Linked DNA regions of Homo sapiens: region 2 is linked to region 1. A link is an interaction called in ENCODE POLR2A ChIA-PET data of the cell type or tissue named here. Cell type or tissue: MCF 10A. All regions are shown on one strand. Links, peaks and the distances in the headings refer to the core of each region. The heading gives the core; the rest is flanking DNA.

The links. ChIA-PET counts read pairs that join two places held together with the same protein. Peaks named below come from ENCODE experiments on the same cell type or tissue, not always from the same donor. Only the 100,000 strongest peaks of a DNase experiment are listed, where the experiment ranks them.
Region 2: POLR2A ChIA-PET joins it to region 1 with 5 read pairs; 4 of 35 experiments call an interaction of 5 or more read pairs at or near these places.

The regions. Positions count from the first base shown.
Region 1 is chr20:56,762,927-56,768,298 of GRCh38, reverse strand. No RefSeq gene overlaps it. Among named protein-coding and RNA genes, the nearest start is that of TFAP2C, 140 kb to the right of the region's middle. In MCF 10A, for the core only: no CTCF peak of the experiment used is centred there; DNase peaks (open chromatin) are centred at 2,518 and 2,928.
Region 2 is chr20:56,606,734-56,612,105 of GRCh38, reverse strand. No RefSeq gene overlaps it. Among named protein-coding and RNA genes, the nearest start is that of TFAP2C, 20 kb to the left of the region's middle. RefSeq lists an enhancer at 4,632-5,372. In MCF 10A, for the core only: no CTCF peak of the experiment used is centred there; no DNase peak of the experiment used is centred there.

The DNA.
Region 1 (5,372 bases), core at 171-5,170:
GTAATTGACTCTAATTTCTACCTGATGCATTATTAAGATTAATGGTATTTGCCATATTCCAAGCATGAAACTAAGGTTTTCCACATAATAACTCATTTAACCTCTACCACAATCCCACTATGTAGGTGCCCCCGTTGACTCATTTCACAGAATAGGCAACCAAGGCAGAGAGCCCAATATCACACAGCTAAGGAGGAGCTTGCACTGGCAGTTCACTCAGGCTCTCTGCGTCCAGGGCTCATGCTGAGGTTAGATAGGAAAAGTGGGTGCCGCTAAGGGGCAGGTGAGCAGGTTCCCAGCCTAGGTCTCCCAATAACCTGCACCTCATCACATACCCTCTCAGTGTCCCCCTCTGTAAATGGGGCTGATCTTCCAGGCTCTGGTACCCACAGACTGTTATGAGGCTCCTCTGAGTTCCCAAATTTCAACAGCTTTTAAAAACACCAAGTGATGTGCAAATAGAAAGTATTACTTTTGTTTTCTTTTTCTTTTTTTTTTTTTTTGAGATGGAGTCTCATTCTATCACCCAGGCTGGAGTGCTGTGGTGCGATCTCGGCTCACTGCCACCTCCACCTCCCAGGTTTAAGTGATTCTCCTACCTCAGCCTCCTGAGTAGCTTACAGGTGCCCACCACCACGCCCAGCTAATTTTTGTATTTTTAGTAGAGACGAGGTTTCACCATGTCAGCCAGGCTGGTCTCCAACTCCCGACCTCAAGTGATCCACCTGCCTCGGCCTCCCAAAGTGCTGGGACTATAAGCGTGAGCCACTGCACCCAGCAAGAAATACTCTTTTTTGTTGTTGTTGTTGTTGTTTTTTGTTTGTTTTTGAGACGGAGTCTCGCTCTGTCACCCAGACTGGAATGCAGTGGCACAATCTCAGCTCACTACACCTCCGCCTCCTGGGTTCAAGCAATTCTTCTGCCTCCCGAGTAGCTGGGACTACAGGCGTACTCCACCACACCCGGCTAATGCGTTACTCTTCTTAAACCTTATGAAACACAGCAGAGCTGTAAAACTCTTTTCCTGCCATGCCGGGTACCAGTGTCTCCTGAGGGACGGTCCCCATTCTCTGTCAAACACACTTGCTCCTGGAAACTCCAGTTCTGCCAAATTAAACATCCAGAAGACTTTGGGGTTACGGAATTTCCTGCATAAGGCCCGTAACAGGCACTGGATAAATCTCTGTGGTTGACAGTCTAAGGTCCTGACTCCCGAGCTGCAGCTCTGCCAACCAAGCCCGGCTGCCAAGCATGGCGTTCCAGTGCTCTGAAGGGCTGGGGCCCCACCAGTGCGTGCTCACCCCTCTCCAAAGAGGATGTCTGTAATTTCAGATGGTCTGCATCTCCCTCCTCTCGGAACAGCATCTCAATCTGCCTTAGGGAAGCCACTCCATCCTCATCCTCCTGTGCATCTATTCGGGTAGGAATTAAGTCCCTGCTCCAGGGCTGGCACATGGCATAAGCACAGCCAGTCAGTGTATTCCACCACAGGTCACAGTGATTGGTTCAGGGATGGACATGTGGCCAAAGTCAGCCCAATGAGAATCAGCCCTGGGTTATTTTTTGTTTTGTTTTGTTGTTTTTTTGCTATTTTGGAAACGACAAATTTCTTTCCACTGAGGTTGCTAAACTGGTAGTCATAAATCCTGAACTGCTCGTGGCTGCCACAGAGGGGGAAAAAAAGTGCCTGAGGAAGTAACCAACCAGTAGAAAGCAGAGAGGAGTAATGGGGAGGCAGGGGAGAGAGAGAGAGAAAGGCAGGCCAGGTCACGTGGATGTTGTTTAAATCCCTAGATCCACCCATTCTCGAACTCCCAAATTAAAAACATGAGTCTATTCTCATTCAGACCTAGGCTCAAAACCAGGATACGCAGCCTGGCCAACATGGTGAAACTCTGTCTCTACCAAAAAAAAAAAAAAAAAAAAAAAAAAAATTAGCCGGGCGTGGTGGCACATGCCTCTAATCCCAGCTACTTGGGAGGCTGAGGCACAAGAATCACTTGAACCCGTGAGGTGGATTGCAGTGAGCTGAGATTGCACCACTGCACTCCAGCCTGGGAGACAGAGCAAGACCCTGCCTCAAAAACAACAACAGCAAGGGAATCTGCTTTTTACCAGTTGTGTGGCCATGACAACAGCCATTCCTGCTGCTTCTAATAATGGTGTTTGACTTGCTCTGGAGAAACCATTCGTCCCTTACTTTTGGTCCATGTGGTCCTACAGGGTTTGACCCTCTCCCCTGGCTTGGGGCAGAATCTTGAATTAGGGCAAAACAGTCAGAGTCACAGTGATTGGTTCACCAATGGGCACATGACCAAGCTGGACCACTAAGAGTCAGCCCTGGGATTTTTGGCTGGATACTCTGTCTGCTGAGTTTACTTGGCTAGAAACTGAGTGTAGAGTTGCGGGTGACTGGGAAGGAAGCTGTCTTCATAAAAATCAGAGTCAAGGGACTTTAGTACCCATGGACTGACTTTCCAGTGACATGAGCCAATCCGTTCTTATTTTGTTTGTTCAACCCAGTTTGAGTGTACTTCCTGAGCCTTACAACAAAAAGTCTTGCCTAATCCTCCCATTCTTTCTGCAGCTCAGTCAGACATCAATCATTTCTTAAGTGAAAATGAATGAGCACGCTTTTCAATACATCTGTTGCAGCCTCTTCTTCTGGACCGAGTTTCAGCTCTCCATGCTGGAGGCAGGGGATGAACCAGATGTACCCAGGAGGGCCCTTCTCATAATACCCGAAGGAAGGGTAACCAATTTGTGCAGCATCCAAGCAGAGACTGCAACCAAATGTGTCAGGTTTTGCTTGAAGAGATTCCTTCCTGGGCAGGAGCGGTGAACTTTCAAGCAGCACAGCCCCCTCCTGTAAGAGGTCACTGCGCACTCAGACCTGCCTGGACAGGCTGCCACGCGCTTCAACACTGGCCTTTTCCGGCCTTGAATAGGATCCCTTTATTCAAGTCTTTTTCAGGAAGACACGCCCTTTTCCTTCTGGCTGTGCCCTTGTTTGGATTAAGTCCCTGGGCCAGCTTCACAAACCAAGAAGCAAAGGATTGTTCCTAAGACTTGGCCCAGCTCTGGTGGGGATGGACGGAAAGATGATCATTGGTGAGCTCCAGAACCATCCCATAATGACCAAGTCCGTGGTCCACTTCGATCAGAGGCCTGGAGCAAGTCTCAGCATTGCAACTGATGTCCCCTGAGTTGATTCTAGCCCACAGTCCCCGTTCAGTCTGCAAAGTCTATCTTCATCTTTCTACGTGAAGCCAGCGTCTAAAAGACATGAGACTTCATGCAGCAATTGGGATTCCACCACCACCGCCCCCCACCCACCCCGCCCCAGTCATGAAGTAGAAAATCTGACCACGCGGAGCCCACACGCCCCGTAGCTGCACTGGTTCATGCTGAGGAGCAGCCGCCAGCCTCCAGGAGGCAGACGCGCTCTGGGTCTGCCATTCTCTACTTTGCCTGCCTCATCTTCCTGCCTGGTCCCAGATCCAGCCCATTCCAAGCCCGTCTGGTCCCACTCTCCCCCACCCACCAGGCTGAGCCATGCTTCTCTCTGTTCCTTAAACACACCACATTCTCTGCCACCCCTGGGCCTTTGCATGCGCTCCCCGACCTGAGCTGCTCAGCCTGCTGCTTTCCGTGGCCTGGAAGGGATTCCGCATCCACGGCATCTCCTTCCAGTGATGCTCAGACACACTGTTCTTTTCTCTTCCTTCCCTTTTCTCTTTCATTGTTTTTCTTTTAATTATTATTATTATTTACTTTTATTACGATACTTGAAGAAGTTTGATATTCAAGAGTTAAAAAAACTTGATGGCTTTTTTTTTTTTTCCTTGCACAGAAGATCATGTTAATAATTGGGCGCAGGCCGGGCCTGGTGGCTCACTCCTGTAATCCCAGCACTTTGGAAGGCTGAGGTGGGAGGATTGCTTGAGGCCAGGCGTTCAAGGCTAGCCTGGGCAACATGGTAAGACCCTGTCTCTACAAAAAAGTAAAAAATTATCTGGGCATGGTTTGTGCATCGGTAGTCTCAGCTACTCAGGACGCTGAAGTAGGAAGATTGCTTGAGCCTATGAGATGGAGGTTGCAGTGAGCAATGATCACAACACTGCACCCCAGCCTAGGCAACAGAACAAGACCCTGTCTTATAATCATAATCATAATAAATAAAATGATCATTGTTTCTTTATCTTTTGGTCTTTTTTTTTTCTTTTTTCTTTTGATACGGAGTCTCTCTCTGTTCTCAAGCTGGAGTGCAGTGGCGAGATCTCGGCTCACTGCAAGCTCCGCCTCCTAGGTTCACACCATTCTCCTGCCTCAGCCTCCCAAGTAGCTGGGACTACAGGCGCCCACCACCATGCCCGGCTAATTTTTTTTATATTCTTAGTAGAGACAGGGTTTCACCGTGTTAGCCAGGATGGCCTCGATCTCCTGACTTCGTGATCTACCCGCCTCGGCCTCCCAAAGTGCTGGGATTACAGGCGTGAGCCACCACGCCCAGCCTATGTTTTGGTCTTTTCTACTCCTCCTTTCTTTGTCTTCCTCCCCCTTCCCTCCCCCCTTCCCTCCCCCCTTCCCTCCCTCTCTCCCTCCCCTTTTCCTTCCTTCTTCCCTATTTTTCTTCTCAGCATCATTGTTGGAGGTGCTAAAAGCATAGGTTTCCATTTATGTTAGCTCACAATGGAAAGGCTCAACCCTCCCCTCTGTCCACCCATGTTTGTCTTTTCTAACTAGTAAAACCAGCAAATTCTATTTTTATGAAGAAAAGTTCTCTTTGCAAAGAAACCATTGGCTTTCGTCAGAACCATCAGCAACTTCCATCTGGTGCCCAAAGCCTTGGCACTCTCCAGAACCTGGGGTCAAGATGCTGATGGAGGGGGGACCCCTCAGAGGCCCCCAGCTCCCAAACAGAGGCATAGAACTGTCCTATCCTCAGTCACTTTCCTGCCCCGCCCCTTCCCCACATTCTCAGGTCCTTCTCCCCAACCTCATGCACCCAAAGCGTTTCTCCAACACAGCACCCTCTGTATGGTTTTCTTTCTAAAAATAGTGTGTGCGGCTCTCAGCTGCTCTTTCTCACCTCAGGAGACAGGGAAGACTCATGGGGTTGGCATTGGGGGTGAAACGGTAGAGAGTGGGGAAAACTCCTTTTTCAATAGAGTTGTTCCTCTCACTCTTACTAAAGGGTGAGTGGTTACCTTGGAATTAATCTCATACCAGACAGTAGGAGTGGCCCTTTCTCTCTTACCCACAATCTCCTTCCTGTTTCATGATGCACAAACACCCTCCTGTCACTGCGGTAGGATAAACTCAAGAAGTTTTGTCCACGTCGGAACGGGCTTCCCCTGGTCTATAGGCAC
Region 2 (5,372 bases), core at 304-5,303, 160 kb after region 1:
ATCACTTGAGGCCAGGATTTTAAGACCAGCCTGGCCAACATGGTGAAACTCTGTCTCTACTTAAAATAGAAAAATTAGCCAGCCATGGTGGTGGGCGCTTGTAATCCCAGCTACTCAGGAGGCCGAGGCAGGAGAATCACTTGAACCTGGGAGGCGGAGGTTGCAGTGAGTCAAGATCGCACCATTGCACTCCAGCCTGGGTGACAGAGCAAGACTCCATCTCAAACAATAAAATAAATAAAATAAAATAAAATAAAATAAAATGCACAGATTAAGTGTTGGGTTTATAGGTGTGAGCCACCATGCCTGGACCAGAATAATGTTTGACTAATGTCTGGGCACCACGTGTGCCTTCATCTTGACACCTAAGGTGAAACATCATAATGTCCAAGCGAAGACTTGGGGGATCCCTATGAAGATCTCTGGAGTCCTTGGTGGAACAGGTGAAACTTCTGAGCTTGGGCGCCTAATTCCACCAGGAAGACTTTAAGCCAGGCCACAGAGGAGGGCAGGAGGGCTGAGTGGCATCGATAATGAGGCTGAGACCCTGCCTGGGCACCGACTCTGTGCCAGGCACAGTGCATTATGATTTCTGGGCATTGATCTAGATAAGATCCTCCTCACATCCCTGAGATGGAAACATGGGTTTTGACTATTTCACCCACAGGGAAGTTGGAAGACTGTCCAAGGCCCCAGAGCCAAACCTCAAACCTTGGGTCCAGAGCTTGGTGCTAATCAGGATGCCCTCCTGCCTCCCACAGGAAAGGGAAGGCCTCTTGCATGTGAAAGGTGGGGTTCAGCTTAACCCGTAATGAGCATTAGTGAAAGATTTGTTCCTCTGGGGCTCGCTGGGCATGGAACAGGCACCGCCAGGAGGTCAGGGATGCGAATGGCCAGCCCCGCACAGCAGGAACCCCACCTGACCTGGGCCCTGTGCACGAGGTCATCTGAGCTTCACGATGCCCTGTGAAATGGGTCCTTTGCATATTTCTATTTACAGACGAAGAAACTGAGGCTCAGGGAGGTTAGGAGGGAACTTTCAAACTTTGTCAGTGTCAGAGCCAGCAAGGCCTCAAGTGCAACCAGGACCGAGGCAGCTGGCTCCATGTGAGGCTGCACTGACCTGGGGTCCCAGGGCTCCAGGTTCAACCCACCTTCATCCCTCACTGGAAGCGACCTAACCTCTCCGTGCCTCAGTTTCCACACTTTTAAAATAAAAATGATAGCCGGGCGTGGTGGCTCATACCTGTAATCCCAGCACTTTGGGAGGCTGAGGTGGGTGGATCACTTGAGGCCAAGAGTTCAAGACCAGCCTGGCCAACATGGTGAAACCCCATCTCTACTAAAAAAAAAATAACAAAAATTAGCGGGACAGGGTGACACCCGCCTGCAATTCCAACTACTTGGGAGGCTGAGGCAGGAGAATCGCTTGAACCCAAGAGGCGGAGGTTGCAGTGAGCCGAAATCGAGCCACTGCACTTCAGCCTGGGTGACAGAGCAAGACTCTGTCTCAAAAAAAAAAAAAAAAAAAAAATGAAAATGATAGTCTCAACCTCTTGGGATATGGGGGAGAGATAAGTGAAAAGTAATGTCTGCAGAGCGCTTGGGGGGCTTGGAAAGCCAAACCCTTCATCCTAACAAAGGCCTCATTCAGGCTGTGCCCAGGGTCTGCATGTGTCTGTGGCATGAGCACCCGGGAAGGCCTAAGTGGTCCCCTCTCGGGCCAGGTGTTGAATCACATGCATCACCTTTCAGACTGGCCACCCAGGTCTGCCCAGGTCCCTCCATGCTGGGATTCCCCACCTCTGCCCCAGTTGTCAGTCTGGTACTACTCGTGCATTCATTCCACAGATTCCCAGGCCCTGTGCTGGGGAGCTGACACTCAACCAAAGAGGCCAAAATCTGGCTAGCGTGATGGCTCACGCCTGTAATCCCAACAATTTGGGAGGCTGAGGAGGGAGGATCGCTTGAGCCCAGGAGTTCCAGAGCAGCCTGGGCAACATAAGAAGACTCAGTCTTTACAAATAATAGAAACATTAGCTAGGCATGGTGGCACGCGCCTGTGCTCCCAGCTACCCAGGAGGCCGAGGTGGGAGAATTACTTGAGCCTGAGAGGTCAAGGCTGTGGTGAGCCATGATTGTGCAGCTGCACCCCAGCCTGGGCGACAGCGAGACCCTGTCTCAAAGAAAAAAAAAAAAAAGAGGCCAAAAATCCCCATCTTCAGGGGGCTTCCCATCAGCAGTGGGAGATAAACCTTCGCACTTGGTGGACAGTTCCATAACCAGCCCAGCATTTACAGAGGTGATACAGGAGGGTGCTATGGGAGGCTACGGGTGGTCTGGTCCAGTCCAGGGGTGAGAGAGCTTCGCAGCAATCCTGAGGGTCTTGAAGGATGGAGAAGATTCTTAGAGGAAGCAGGGGGAGGGGAAGGGATAGCAAGGCCCTGGGGCACCCAGAGCTCAGCCAGAATTGGAGCACTAAGGGTGGGGTCAGGAGCTGGTTCTTTCAGTCCACAAACATCCATCCTCTTATCTACCTTGCTCAACAAAGCATTTGGACCACAGCGAGTGTTTAGTAAATACAATGCTTTACTTAAGCTGCATGGGCGGTGGATAAGACTTTCTTGTTCCTGTAACAGATACACTCTGAGCACCTCCCAGATGCCAGGCCTGGCTTGGGGACCCCGGGGAACAAAAGCAACAAAGCCCCTGATCTCACAAAGCTTACCATGATTGGGGAGGATAAACCACCACAAACAAATACTTAGGACACTGTCAGGCAGCACTCGGAAGGAAAGAGAAGAGGCATGGTGTCTTACAGGTCACAGCAAGTCCTCTCTGTGAAGGTGACTCCCCACTGCACACTTCAGAACCCCAGAGGCAGATGTTTAGAGATGTCCCCTTTAGGGCCAGGCAGGCGGCTCAAGCGAGATTCTCACACCAGGTGCTAAACCACTTGCTTTAAGATTAAACTATTCCCCTGCTTGATTGCAATATATTTTAATATAGCCTGTGGCCCAAGCAAAAGCCACCCCACAGGCTGTTTAGGACCTAAGGGCTGTGAGCATTTGGGAAGTTCAATGCTACAGAATGTAATGGATCCATCCCCCATAGTATCTATAGGACTTACAGAATCATACAGGTACATGCTATAGGGTAAATGCAAGAAGGGAGGGTGTAGTGTCCAAGAGTTTTTAGCTAATGCTACATTTAGGTTCTCAAATGCTCCCATCAATTGAATTAGACCCCTGCCGACAGCGAAGAAGAGAGCCTGTGTCCTGGTAAGTTCACCTGCAATGGATGTTCCACTTGGTACACTATAACAAGTAGGAACTCCCTAGCTTCTCCACAGAAATAACCAGGATTAAGAAGTCTGTAGCCATTGAGTCCTTTTTCTATATACTGTATTTAAGTACATATTTCTGCACACAGCTTTTTTAAAGAAGATCTTACTGCTCTTTTACATGAATTTGCCAAGCAACATTCTTGGCCCTTCTTCGACGGTATCTCCAGCTATGTCTCATTTTCTGTTTGTTTGTCATTTTAGTATCTGTGCGCCCTGATGGTAGAAATGGTATGGTGATGACAACTCTTCTGGTATTTACTGTATTTACTTGTATTCCTTCTTCAGTGAACTACCTGTTTAAGCTCTTTGCTCATGTTACCATTGCACTATCTTTTTAGTGTTCTTTCTCTTTTTCTTCTTCTTCTTCTTCTTATTATTTTAAAATGGAGTCTCACTCTGTTGCCCAGGCTAGAGTGCAGTGATGCAATCTCTGCTCGCTGCAACCTCTGTCTCCAGGGTCTGGTCCAAGTGATTCTCCCGCTTCAGCCTCCGAGCAGCTGAGATTACAGGTGTGGACCACCAAGTCCGGCTAATTTTTGTATTTTTCTTTCTCTTTTTTTTTTTTTTTTTTTTTGAGACAGAGTCTTGCTCTGTCACCCAGGCTGGAGTGCAGTGGCACAATCTCAGCTCACTGCAACCTCCGCGTCCCAGGTTCAAGCAATTCTCCTGCCTCAGCCTCCTGAGTAGCTGTGATTACAGACATGCACCACCACACCTGGCTAATTTTTGTATTTTTAGTAGAGACGAGGTTTCACCATTTTGGCCAGGCTGGTCTTGAACTCCCAACCTCAGGTGATCTGTCTGCCTTGGCCTCCCAAAGTGCTGAGATTACAGGCATGAGCTACCACACCCGGCTTAATTTTTGGATTTTTCATAGAGATGGGGTTTTGCCATGTTGGCCAGGCTGGTCTCGAACTCCTGGCCTCAAGCGATTTGCCCACCTCGGCCTCCCAAAGTGCTGGGATTACAGGCATGAGCCACTGCTCACAGCCTTTTTATTATTCTGTTTAAATGGTGCTCTACATATTTAAAGAAACTTCTCTAGTAACCAACTATAGAAATTATCCCTGAAAGTGTAGTTTCTTTTTTTTTTTCTTTTTTGAGACGGGGTCATGCTCTGTCACCCAGGTTCAATCACTCAATCGGGGCTCACTGCAGCCTCCATTTCCTGGGCTCAAGCGATCCTCCCACCTCAGCCCGGTGAGTAGCTGGGACCACAGGAGCATGCGAGCACACCCAGCTAATTTTTGTATTTTTTGTAGTGACGGGGGTCTCACCGTGCTGCCCAGGCTGGTCTCAAACTCCTGGCCTTAAGTGATCCTCCTGCCTAGGCCTCCCAAGGTGTTGGTATTATGGGCATGAGCCACCACCGCACCTGGCCCAGTCTTCTTTTTATTAGTCTTGTATCAAGCATTCTCATAGAATTTGTTTTTTTGGTTTGGGTCTTGAGCCCGTGTGGAACTGTGGAATGTGCGTGTATATGTGTTTGGGGTTTGAGGAGGAAGCCTCATGTTACTGTTTGCAAATGAATAGACTTCCAGTTGATTGGCCTAATAGCATTTACTTAAAAATCCCTCCCATTTAAAGTGCTGTCTTCATCATTTCCCTGATTCCTGCATATTCTTGGATCCTTGCTGGACTCTGCCATGCTGTGGGTGAAACCATCTATTGGACACAGATACCAGATGGAGCGCAAAGGCCTTCGCCTTGTTTCTCTGCCTCCTCTCACTGACTCCACCCTCCACAAGAACTTTACAATCTCTTGGATTTCTTCAACTCTACACAATTCCCTCCTCCGCCAAAAAAATGTTTTTCCTTTAATTTTGAGCAGAATTACTCTTAATTTGTAGATGCCTTTTGAGAGATCTGAGATCTTTATATGAATGAGGCTGGTCCCTTTTAGGTATAGCTGGAACAACAACAAAAAAAGCCAGCTCTTTGGTGCAGAGCCCGGGGGCTAAAAAAAATAAAATTCCAGACAGGTGACCGAAGGATGGCCACAAGGGCATAGAGTCCTCAAATGACT